Linked DNA regions of Mus musculus: region 2 is linked to region 1. The links are chromatin contacts, found by POLR2A ChIA-PET in ENCODE. All regions are on one chromosome and are shown on one strand. Each heading gives the region's core, a stretch centred on a gene start or an enhancer-like site at or near the end of the contact. The rest is flanking DNA. Distances are from core to core; before and after follow the strand shown. Region 1 holds the start of Pigv (phosphatidylinositol glycan anchor biosynthesis, class V). Region 2 overlaps Rps6ka1 (ribosomal protein S6 kinase polypeptide 1).

The links. ChIA-PET counts read pairs that join two places held with the same protein, here RNA polymerase II (POLR2A).
Region 2: POLR2A ChIA-PET joins it to region 1 with 10 read pairs in Patski. The contact joins the enhancer-like site here to the promoter of Pigv in region 1. POLR2A ChIA-PET finds 5 or more read pairs at or near these places in 4 of 5 experiments (Patski and embryonic stem cell).

The regions. Positions count from the first base shown.
Region 1 is chr4:133,670,851-133,675,603 of GRCm38, forward strand. It overlaps Pigv (phosphatidylinositol glycan anchor biosynthesis, class V), which reads right to left and starts at 1,797. Exons shown (of 4, transcript NM_178698.5): 1 at 1,469-1,797.
Region 2 is chr4:133,863,226-133,867,807 of GRCm38, forward strand. It overlaps Rps6ka1 (ribosomal protein S6 kinase polypeptide 1), which reads right to left. Exons shown (of 22, transcript NM_009097.5): 7 at 3,898-4,004; 8 at 3,137-3,174; 9 at 2,538-2,680; 10 at 2,136-2,206; 11 at 1,800-1,888; 12 at 781-845; 13 at 423-525. Among named protein-coding and RNA genes, the nearest start is that of Gm12977, 6.4 kb to the right of the region's middle. Within about 2 kb of position 1,531, at least 1 of the 3 ENCODE cell types and tissues checked has a DNase peak (open chromatin) inside an H3K27ac peak, as active enhancers do.

The DNA.
Region 1 (4,753 bases), core at 547-3,046:
CCTATCTGTTCCTTATGAGGACGGGGGCTTTGTCTCCTAACTCTATTATATCCCAGGACCCAGCATGTAAACAGACATCTGTTCTCCCAAGTGCACGAAGTAGCAAGGACAGGATAGAGAATCGTCAAGTTTTCTGACGCTAGAACTAAGATCACTGGTCCAAGCATTTCTCCCATCGTGTTTCTGGTTAGAAAGCAAGATGGCCCAGCGGGCAAAGGCACTTGCCACTACAGTGACCCATAGGCTGAAGATGAGAAGACACTCCCACAAAGTTGTTCTCTGTCCTCACTTAGGTGTGCCAAGGCGCACCTGTAGCTCCACACATATATACATAAACATATGCACATAAAATAGAATTAAAAAAAAAAAAAGCAAATGACAAAGTCACAGAAAGCATGGGAGAAAAGAAAAAATTCTCCGCCAAGGGAACAAGACTGGTTAATAGCGGTAGTACCCCATCCTCGGCACGAGGGGGCGCCTGCTGCTTACTTCATCACCAGGAGACCGGGAGAAAAGGAGGCCCCCTCACCTCCCAACTCCATGTCGGTTTATTTAGGACAATTCAGTTTAAAGTTAAGCCGCAGGAAACAGCATTTTCTGACTACCCACGATATCTCCAACACTGGATTCACTAAACCCAAATAAATGACAGAAACATGGACACCCAACTCAAACTCAATCAATCTCTCCCTCCCTCCCTCTCTTTTCCCTGGCCTCCAATCCGCACGCACAAAGGAGGCAGAGAGAGGAAAAGTACTGAATCCACCTCTGCATCTTGATTCTCAGTCCTTCCCTCTTTCAAACTCTGGCATCAGTGGCCACAGGAGATGCAACCCACACTCAAGTTAAACAAAGTAAAATCAAGACAGTCAATTATCTCTCTAGCTATTTTGCCAACACCCCTTTGAAAGAAGCCCCTTGCCAAATCAGACTCTTAACTGGCCGGATGCTTAGAACCAACCAGTTTCATTTTTCTTTAATTTACCCGTGAAATAGGCTCCAGAGATCTCATTAGACACCAGTAAGACTGTGTAATTACCATCGCCATTTTATGGATGTGAAAACTGAGGCTCACTGGAGCCAAGTGACACGCCCACCACTTAAAGCTCCTCACGCACTGCTTTCTAAAACCTATGTCCACAGTCAGGAGAGCTTTTTGCCATAAACAAAGGGTATGCATTCCTTGTCCAGCCAGGACATCCAAGGCTTAGCCCAGAACTTTCTCCAACTGTAGCACATGTTGTTGCTGGAAGCTTATGGTGATGGGCCCTAACTGGGAAAGATCTGTTGAACTGGAGTCCTGGATTTTCTGCGGAAGGCTAATACTCTCAAATGGGTGCTGCGTTATGACCCAGAGGCAACGTGGAGCGAGCCGCCTCCTTCTGCTAAGCCCTGCCATACTGGGAGCCCGTTCCAGCCTGCTCTTTTCGGACACAGTTCCTACCCAGGACGGGACAGTGACCCTCACCCCAAGGGAGCCACGGCCCAGGGCTTCGTCCCGGGGGAATCGCGGGGCCGGGCCAGGCAACGGGGCCGGAAGCAGACGAGGGCCGGAGGCTGCAAAGGAAGAGGCGGCGCCGGAGGCTGCTATGGCGGAGGGGCGGGGCTCCTCGCTTCTCTACAGCCTCCGCCTAATTTCTCTCGGCCTGCGTTTGACAGCTTCCCTCCCCGGAGGACTCCAGAGTTGCAGAGCTGGCGCCGGATCCTCCGCGCCCGCGCGTCCAGACCACCCCCGCGGAGCTCCAACTTCAGCGCCTCCATCCGGGTCCCGTCCGTGCCGCGCCTGCGCGCCGGCTCGGCCGACGGCGGCCCCGCCCCGCTCCTGCCCGGACTCGGAGCGCCCCGCCCCCCTCCTCGGCGGCCATGTTGACCCCAGCTAGGGCGGGGGCCGAGGCGGCGGCGGTGAGTCGCACCTTCCCGGCGTGGTGACACCTGAGGAGTAGGCCTCTTGACTCGCCAGCAGTTTGTGCGCGGGCGCTGCGCTCCCGGGTCGGGGCTCTCACCCCAGTCCCCTGCCGTGAGCAGCCTCTGACTTCCCGGTGTGAGCCGAGGCTGGACCCGGGCGCTGCCCCAGAGCCACGCGTTCTCTCGGTGTTCCGCCACCCCAGCTCAGCACAGGACCTGGCACACGATAGACAATATGAATAGGCAAAAGAAAGCCTTCTTGGGGTTTTTGTGGCAAGCAGCGGTACCCTGCAACTGGATGAGAAGAAAGTAGGGGAATTCCCCCTGCCTTTCCCCTCCTGGCAATGAAGGACCTCTGCCCTGCGACAGTCCTCTGTCCCACCTCAGATGACTGTATGGGACGAGGAAGGAAACCTCAGAGAACACCCCCGAGGATTCTCCCTCAAGCAGTTTCTGTCGCAGGAACTGGCGCCAAAAAAAAGAAAAAGAAAAAAAAAAAAAAAAAAAAAAAGGAAGCTAATTGAACAAAACCGCCTGTTGGGGAGGAGCGGCCAGTTGGTACCCCTGTAACTAACGGAAACTGTTAGAACAACTTTGCACCCGCCTTAGAGGAAACAGATAGTAAATCCTTCTCCGTTGGTAGATTTCTCGTTTCTCAGGATTCCAAAGCCTTGTGTGGTTTCAGTTATCTGTCCTCTCAAACGTAGCTTGGGTCTAGGTTAACCTCTGGCCACAGCCCTGGCTGAGGGAGGGGTTTATCTTCTGCAACAGCCACAAATGTGGGTGGGAACAAAGAGATGGGTCTCTATCTCTCCAAGCAAAAAAAAAAAACAAAAAAAACAAAAAAAACTAGCCTTCATCAGTTCGGTGGGGGCCAGAAGCTGTGTCTGTCTATCATCTCAGGCCCTGGGATGTCAACTGCCCCTTGGATGTTTGCGTGTAAGGTGGATAATGTATAATTTAATGACTGGTAAAGAGAAAACAGGAGTTTCCAAAGTCATTTTTCCTCCCCCCCCCGCCCCCCGAAAGCATTTGTTGCCAGTCCTGTGAGTGAAATGTCAGTGCCTCTCTAGGCACACTTGTGACTAGGGCCCGAGGTTGTGACTTGACTTTCTTACAGTCTTCGCAGCACCCTGACCTTAAAGAAACCATCCTTGCTTCGTGAATTCACAGGGGAAAATGGCATGCAAGCTCGAGGTTCTGTCTGTCCAATAAAGAATCCCTGCAGAATCTGCTTGTAAAAAAGGCAGGGGTCCTTTTGTGAGAAGTGAGAGTGTTTGTTGAAACACCCTTCCTTAGGAGGTAGAACTTTGACTAGATCTTCAGTCGCACTTGGCTGCAATCTCTCCTTCCTTCCCTTCCCTTCCCAGCCGCCCAACCCCCTTCTCTTCTGCTGTTTCCCGTTTCATTTTCTGGCTTCTTCTCCTACAGAAGAAAAAAAAAAAAAAAAAAAAGGAAACTGAATCTTGTGCTCTCAAAGCCCTGACACTCTGGCTTTTTGGACTGGAAGGTGGCAGGATGGGATGGGAGGGGTGTGTAGGGCTCCAAGGCTGTGAGAGGTGAGAGAGACAGTGCTAAGCAGTTTGCCTTTAGAGTCTACAGTTAAAAAACGGAGCCTGCTGAGCCACCAGGAAGGCAAGGAAGACAGCCAGCCATGTCCCCGGGCTCCTGAAAGTACATCTTCCACCTGGCATTAGGAAGGAAATACCCTACACCATCAGGCGAGGTTCACCAACAGAACCCTAAGCTGATTTGTGCAAGCAATGCGCGTTCTAGAAACCTAACATTCAAGACGATGACACCATTTTTGTCCTTGAAATTTGCCTGCCTCTGCATTTGCTGATCTTCTTGCCCGAAACATTATCACAGCAGGCTACCCTTTGGCTTCAGGGACAAACTCTATCCACCCACCGGCATCCACCACCCTGGTCTGTCTGTGCCTTGCATGTTGTCACCATCTGCTTCATCCTGCCCATGACATTTGTTTTCCTCTTTTGGAAAATTAGCCCCTGTATATAATGGAAGACCAGGGCAATCTTTCACCTAAGTGTTAGAGCACTTGCCAGTCTGGACAGGGAGTATGAGACAGACCATTTGTCCTAGACTGCTGTATAAATTAGTTTCACTTGATTTTTAACTTGATGCCATATTTTACAGACAAGGGAATTAAGGCTCGCTAAAGAGAAGTGCCTTGCCTAAGGTCACAAATGTCTTGAAGTCAGGTCCCAGCTTTCCAAGTTGGCTCAATTAATATATTATTAAGAAGAGTAGCTGGGCAGTGGTGGTGCACACCTTTAATCTCAGTACTTGTGAGGCATAGGCAGGCGAATTTCTGAGTTCGAGGCCAGCTTGGTCTACAAAGTGAGATCCAGGACAGCGAGGGCTATACAGAGAAACCCTGTCTTGAAAAACCAAAACCAACCCAAATCAAAACCAAAACCAAAACAACAAAAAAAGAAGAGTCTTACTGTGTACCTTAAACTGGCCTGGAACTCAGAGATCTGCCTGCCTCTGCCTACTGGGTGCTGGGATTGAAGACTTGAGCCACCACTGCCTGGCCACCCTCGGGTTCCTTACCATCTACAGTGAGCGGGTTTAGTCTAAGGCTCGTGATGAACAGAAGCTATGCCTTTCCAGAACTTGACACTTCTCTTCACTCATCATAAAAAAATCATCTGATAGTTTCCAAGGGTGGTGTTTATATGTAGCCATCCTGACATCAGGATGACACCAATTAGGGTCTCAGACCTTTACCCAAAGGATCCATGTGTGACCTCTGCCATGTCACTTGAAGATGTTCACCCACTGCAGAGTACTAAGAATCTTCCCTGTCTCCAGGTGCAGGTAC
Region 2 (4,582 bases), core at 281-2,780, 190 kb after region 1:
GCTGGACGTCAGGTTTCCCAGCTCATCCAGCCTGTGGGCACCGTCTCCTCTGCTCTGCCGAGGCCTCTCCATCACAGGTCTGCCCGGTCAGATTCCTCATGTCTGATGCAAGTGCAGGCCTTGTGTGTTTAGTGGTCCCAGTGGGCTGGAAGATGCCTGGGGCAGGGGGTCCTGACTTTCCTGTTGTGGCCTAAACCACCCCCACACTTCAGTCCCTCACCGAGAAACAAAGCAGCCCACAGAAGCCCATGGAAGTAGTCGGGTCGCATGAAGTCAGGATGGAGCATGAAGCCCACGGGGCCAGATACTGCCTATCTACCCACACACCTGGGCTTCCAGAATCCTCGATCACCTCTGTAGCCCAGGGTTCCCCAAAGATCTGCTACCCAGCCCAAGACAGACAAGTCAGGTCAGGAACGTACCCCTGGGTGTGCGTGACGTGAACTCGGTATCAAAGTAGAAGGTGTCGTCGGGCTGGGCCACAGCCGGCTTGAAAGGGGGCTTGATCTCACGCCGGTAGAGCTTCTGTAAGGTGGGGTATATGCTCTGGTCACCATGGTGACCCCACAGCCTGCTAGCAGCCCCGACAGGAAGAGTAGAAGCTATGCTGCTCAGTGGATAACAGCAAGGGAGAGCAGCCTTCAAGGGCGTGAAGTCACCCCTCCAAGGGCATGTTAAGGGCTGCTCACCTTCTACCTCCCACAGCTGAGGCCACGGTTGGCAGGGGCCCCTCCCCCACCCTTCCTGCGTCCATCACAGGGCACAGGCACGGGCACTCACATTCCAGTCAATGGTGGAGTAGAAGATATGTCTCTTAATTTCCTCTGCCCCATCAGGGCCCGAGCCTGAAAGAAGCCAAATGAAGCCAACCTCAGACACCCATTCTGTCTTCCAGGCTCTGGACCAGCTGCTACCGTGGAGGGCAGCAGGGGTTCACCATGTCCTGCGTCAGTACCCACTACCCTGAAGCCTGGAGCCCGCTCAGTATTTCCTATGTTACGGAGCTTCTGCTGGTGTACTGAGGAAGGAGGGGCCAGGCAGGACGGGAAGCCTGTCCAAGCATTAATCCTGACAGAAGCTGGACTGACTTCTTTTGAGATCTAACAAGGGCCTTCATCCACTCCCGCCACAGGCCCCCCTCCTCTCTGCCCTTCTTTTCCTACTGCCTCTCGTCTTTATCCCTGAGACAAACGCTCATTCGATTCAACCCAGGGACCTGGACTGGACCTTAGCTGGTTGTGATCCAGATAAAGCCAGCATCCAAAAACCTCGGCAAATACTGTATACTTCACTGAACAACAGGAATGTCCTTCTCTCATCAAAGATCCCCGGGAGCCAGGGCAGAATCAGTGTCTCCACTGACACAGGAACCTGGGGCTCGGAAAGGTGGGGTCCCCTGCCATAGCGCAGGCTCATAAACCGTATTCAATCCCTCAGCAAATGTTTACAGTACTGCTGGGTGCCGGGCAGCGGGGACAGACACAGCTAGGCCTGAGACCTTTCTCGCTCCTAAGCTCCTGCGCCTTCCCTTGAGCCAGCAACCTTGGCAGAGAAGCTGTGTGGGGGCCTGTGTCCTTGTCCCTGAGGGGGTATGAATGACTCAGTTCCTGCCTTCCCCCCACACAGGTCACCCTCCCAGCACCATACATGGAACCAGAAAATAGGGTGGCCAGCAGCATTGTCTGCTCACACAAAGGACAACAGCTCCTTTCAGTCCTAGATGTGGCCCCGTGGCCTAGGCTGCAGCTGTACCCTGATCCTCACCGCCATGTCCCCTCCTCTGAGCTGGGGTTGCTTACCAAGCCGATTGGCAGGATTCCTCTTGAACAGGGCCCGCAGGAGGCTCTGGGCTTCCGTGCTCAGAAACTGGGGCATGCCTAGCTTCGCCCTGGAACAGCCACAGGTCTCATCAGGGCTGAGCCCCACCCAGGAGTCCCAGAGCCCCTTCCCTTTCTCTTTTCCAGCTCAGTCCAGAGAAGCCAGCCACTAACTCACCTCCCAGAGACATTAAGAACACTTCCCACTGGCCCTGGCAGACAGCAAGGGTCTGCAGACAGGGAAAAAGCAATTCACTGGCCCTGCAACTGGGGTGGGATTAGGGAGAACTTGGAGGGCCAGGCAGTGTTGGTGCTTACTTCAAAATCAAGGTCATGGTCTCCTTCCGGTCCTTCCCCTGGAAGGGCAGGGAGCCCGTCAGCATCTCAAACTTCGGGGGGAAAAGGAAACATATAGGTGTGGCCTTGTTCTCTGTCTCCCACACATCCCTCCCCCTCCTTCCCGGGCTACCCTGCTGCAGTCCGGGGATTCTTGCTGGCCTGTTAAGACTTTACAGTCTAAGTCTAGCTGCAGCAAGGCCTGTGCCTGCCTCTGCCCCCCTCCCAACCTAGAACCCAGGAGCAGCACTAAAGCCAGAGGAAGGAAGCAGAGGAGAGTTCCCAAGTTAGGTGAGGGGTGGTACTTCAGGCAGGTGGACTAAAGCCCGCGGCTCTTCGAGGGAAACAAAGTACAACAGTGTGCAGCAGAGCCCGGACACTCACCATCAGCACCCCATAGGACCACCAGTCTGCACTGTGGGTGTGACCCTGGCGGTTGACAACCTCGGGCGCCATGTACTCCACTGTCCCGCAGAAGGAGTAAGCCTTCTTCTCATGGTCTATGGCCTCCTTGCTCAGGCCAAAGTCTGCAGCATGGAGGGCAGAGAAGTCACTTCTAGGATCCCTGCCACGCCCACGGCTACCACACTTAGCTCCTCTGACCGGAGCCAGGTATCACCAAGGTTGTCAGTGAGAGCTCAGTCTGCTCTGAGACCTAGGGAGCCTCGAGAGATGGCTCAGCAGTTAAGAATATTGGCTGTTCTTCCAGACAACCCAGGTTCCATTCCCAGCTCCCACACGATGGTTAACAACCAGGTGCAGGCAACTCTAGCCTCTTTGGGCAACACATGCATGAGGTACAGATACAAATATAGGCAAAACTCCCATACACACACAAAAAATAACTAAGTAACAAGGCCTAGGTTTTTGGCATGTATGTAACTGGCATCGTCTCCCAGGAAACACAGCCATCAGCTGAGACCTATCAGACAGAGCCTGGTTATCCTCCCCAGAGCCCAAAGGAGCAGGTGCCCTTCACTCACCAGTGAGTTTGATGTGGCCCTCCTCATCCAAAAGGATACTGTAACAGAGAGACAGGAGTCAGGAATCCTTAGCTGCAGGCACTGTGCAGGTTCTAGCAGTAACCTTGGGGTGGAGAGACTTGGGCCTGACCAGAAGAAGGGTTTGGTCCAACTCTACTCAAGGAAAAGTGGAAGGATGGAAGCTCGGGAAAGTAACTCCTTTAGAATGGCTAGGGAACTTGTCTTTCTTTCAATTCTACTACATTGTACAGGCTGGCTTCGAACTCCTGGACTCGGCCTCTTTAGCAGCTGGTACTACAGTTGAGTACCGCAATGCCTGACTTGGGGTGTGTCTAACTCTACCACCAGAATCTATCCCAGCTCTCAACACAGCACCGGAAGGCAGTGCATGCGAAACCCCCAGGATAAGCGGATGGAGAGATGATCTTTAGAGCTGGGTGATAGTAACGCAGGCCTTTATTCCCAGCACTTGGGATTAAAGCACTTGTCTCGAAAAACCAAAAGGAAGGGGAATGGAGTAGGGCCACAGCTGGGCTGCAGCCTTTAGTAATAGCAGTACCGACCAGGCAATTCCTAATTACCTAAAGTGAACCTGCTGTTGGCCACAACCTGCGACAACCACCCATCCCTCTTGACAGCCCCAAAGAGAGATAAATTCCTGGGAGCGCCACAGCATCTCCCAAATGGCCCTGTTCTAAAAGGGCCCAAGAGCAGTCCCTGTGCCCAGGAGAGATCAGCAGTATGGCAGGGGCTTTGCTCACTTCTCAGGCTTGAGGTCTCTGTAAATAATGCCCAAGCTGTGCAGGTGGTCCAGGCCCAGTGCCAGCTCAGCCAGGTAAAACTTCACATCCTCCTCTGTAAACATGACCTGCAACAGGGAAAGACACACCCGTCAGCTGGCTTACCCCGTTCCCCAGGAGCTGGCCTACTGAGCAGTCAGGGCCTCTTGGTGTGGAGGGTCTACCCTGGGGACACAGTCAATGCAACACATCTTTCTCTAATACACAAGTCACTCCCTGCGCTACAGCTTGGAAACAGCAAAGAATGGAAACACCCAGGAATAAAAGACTGGAATAAACTGCTTCCCCCGGGGGAAAATGGGCAGTTCTGCAGCTTTAACGCAGAATAAGGAGTTTGCTCACATCCTGATGCAGAACAGTCCGAGACACACTGACACTAGAGGCCAGGCACAGAACAGCGGGCAGAAACTATGATGTCTCATATAAGAAAAGAGGGGTAGGAGCTAGAGAAAGTACCCAAGGAGCTAAAGGGAACTGCAACCCTATAGGTGGAACAACAATATGAAGTAACCAGTACCCCGGAGCTCTTGTCTCTAGCTGCATATGTATCAAAAGATGGCCTAGCTGGCCAACACTGGAAAGAGAGGCCCATTGGACACGCAAACTTTATATGCCCCAGTACGGGGGAACGCCAGGGCCAACAAGG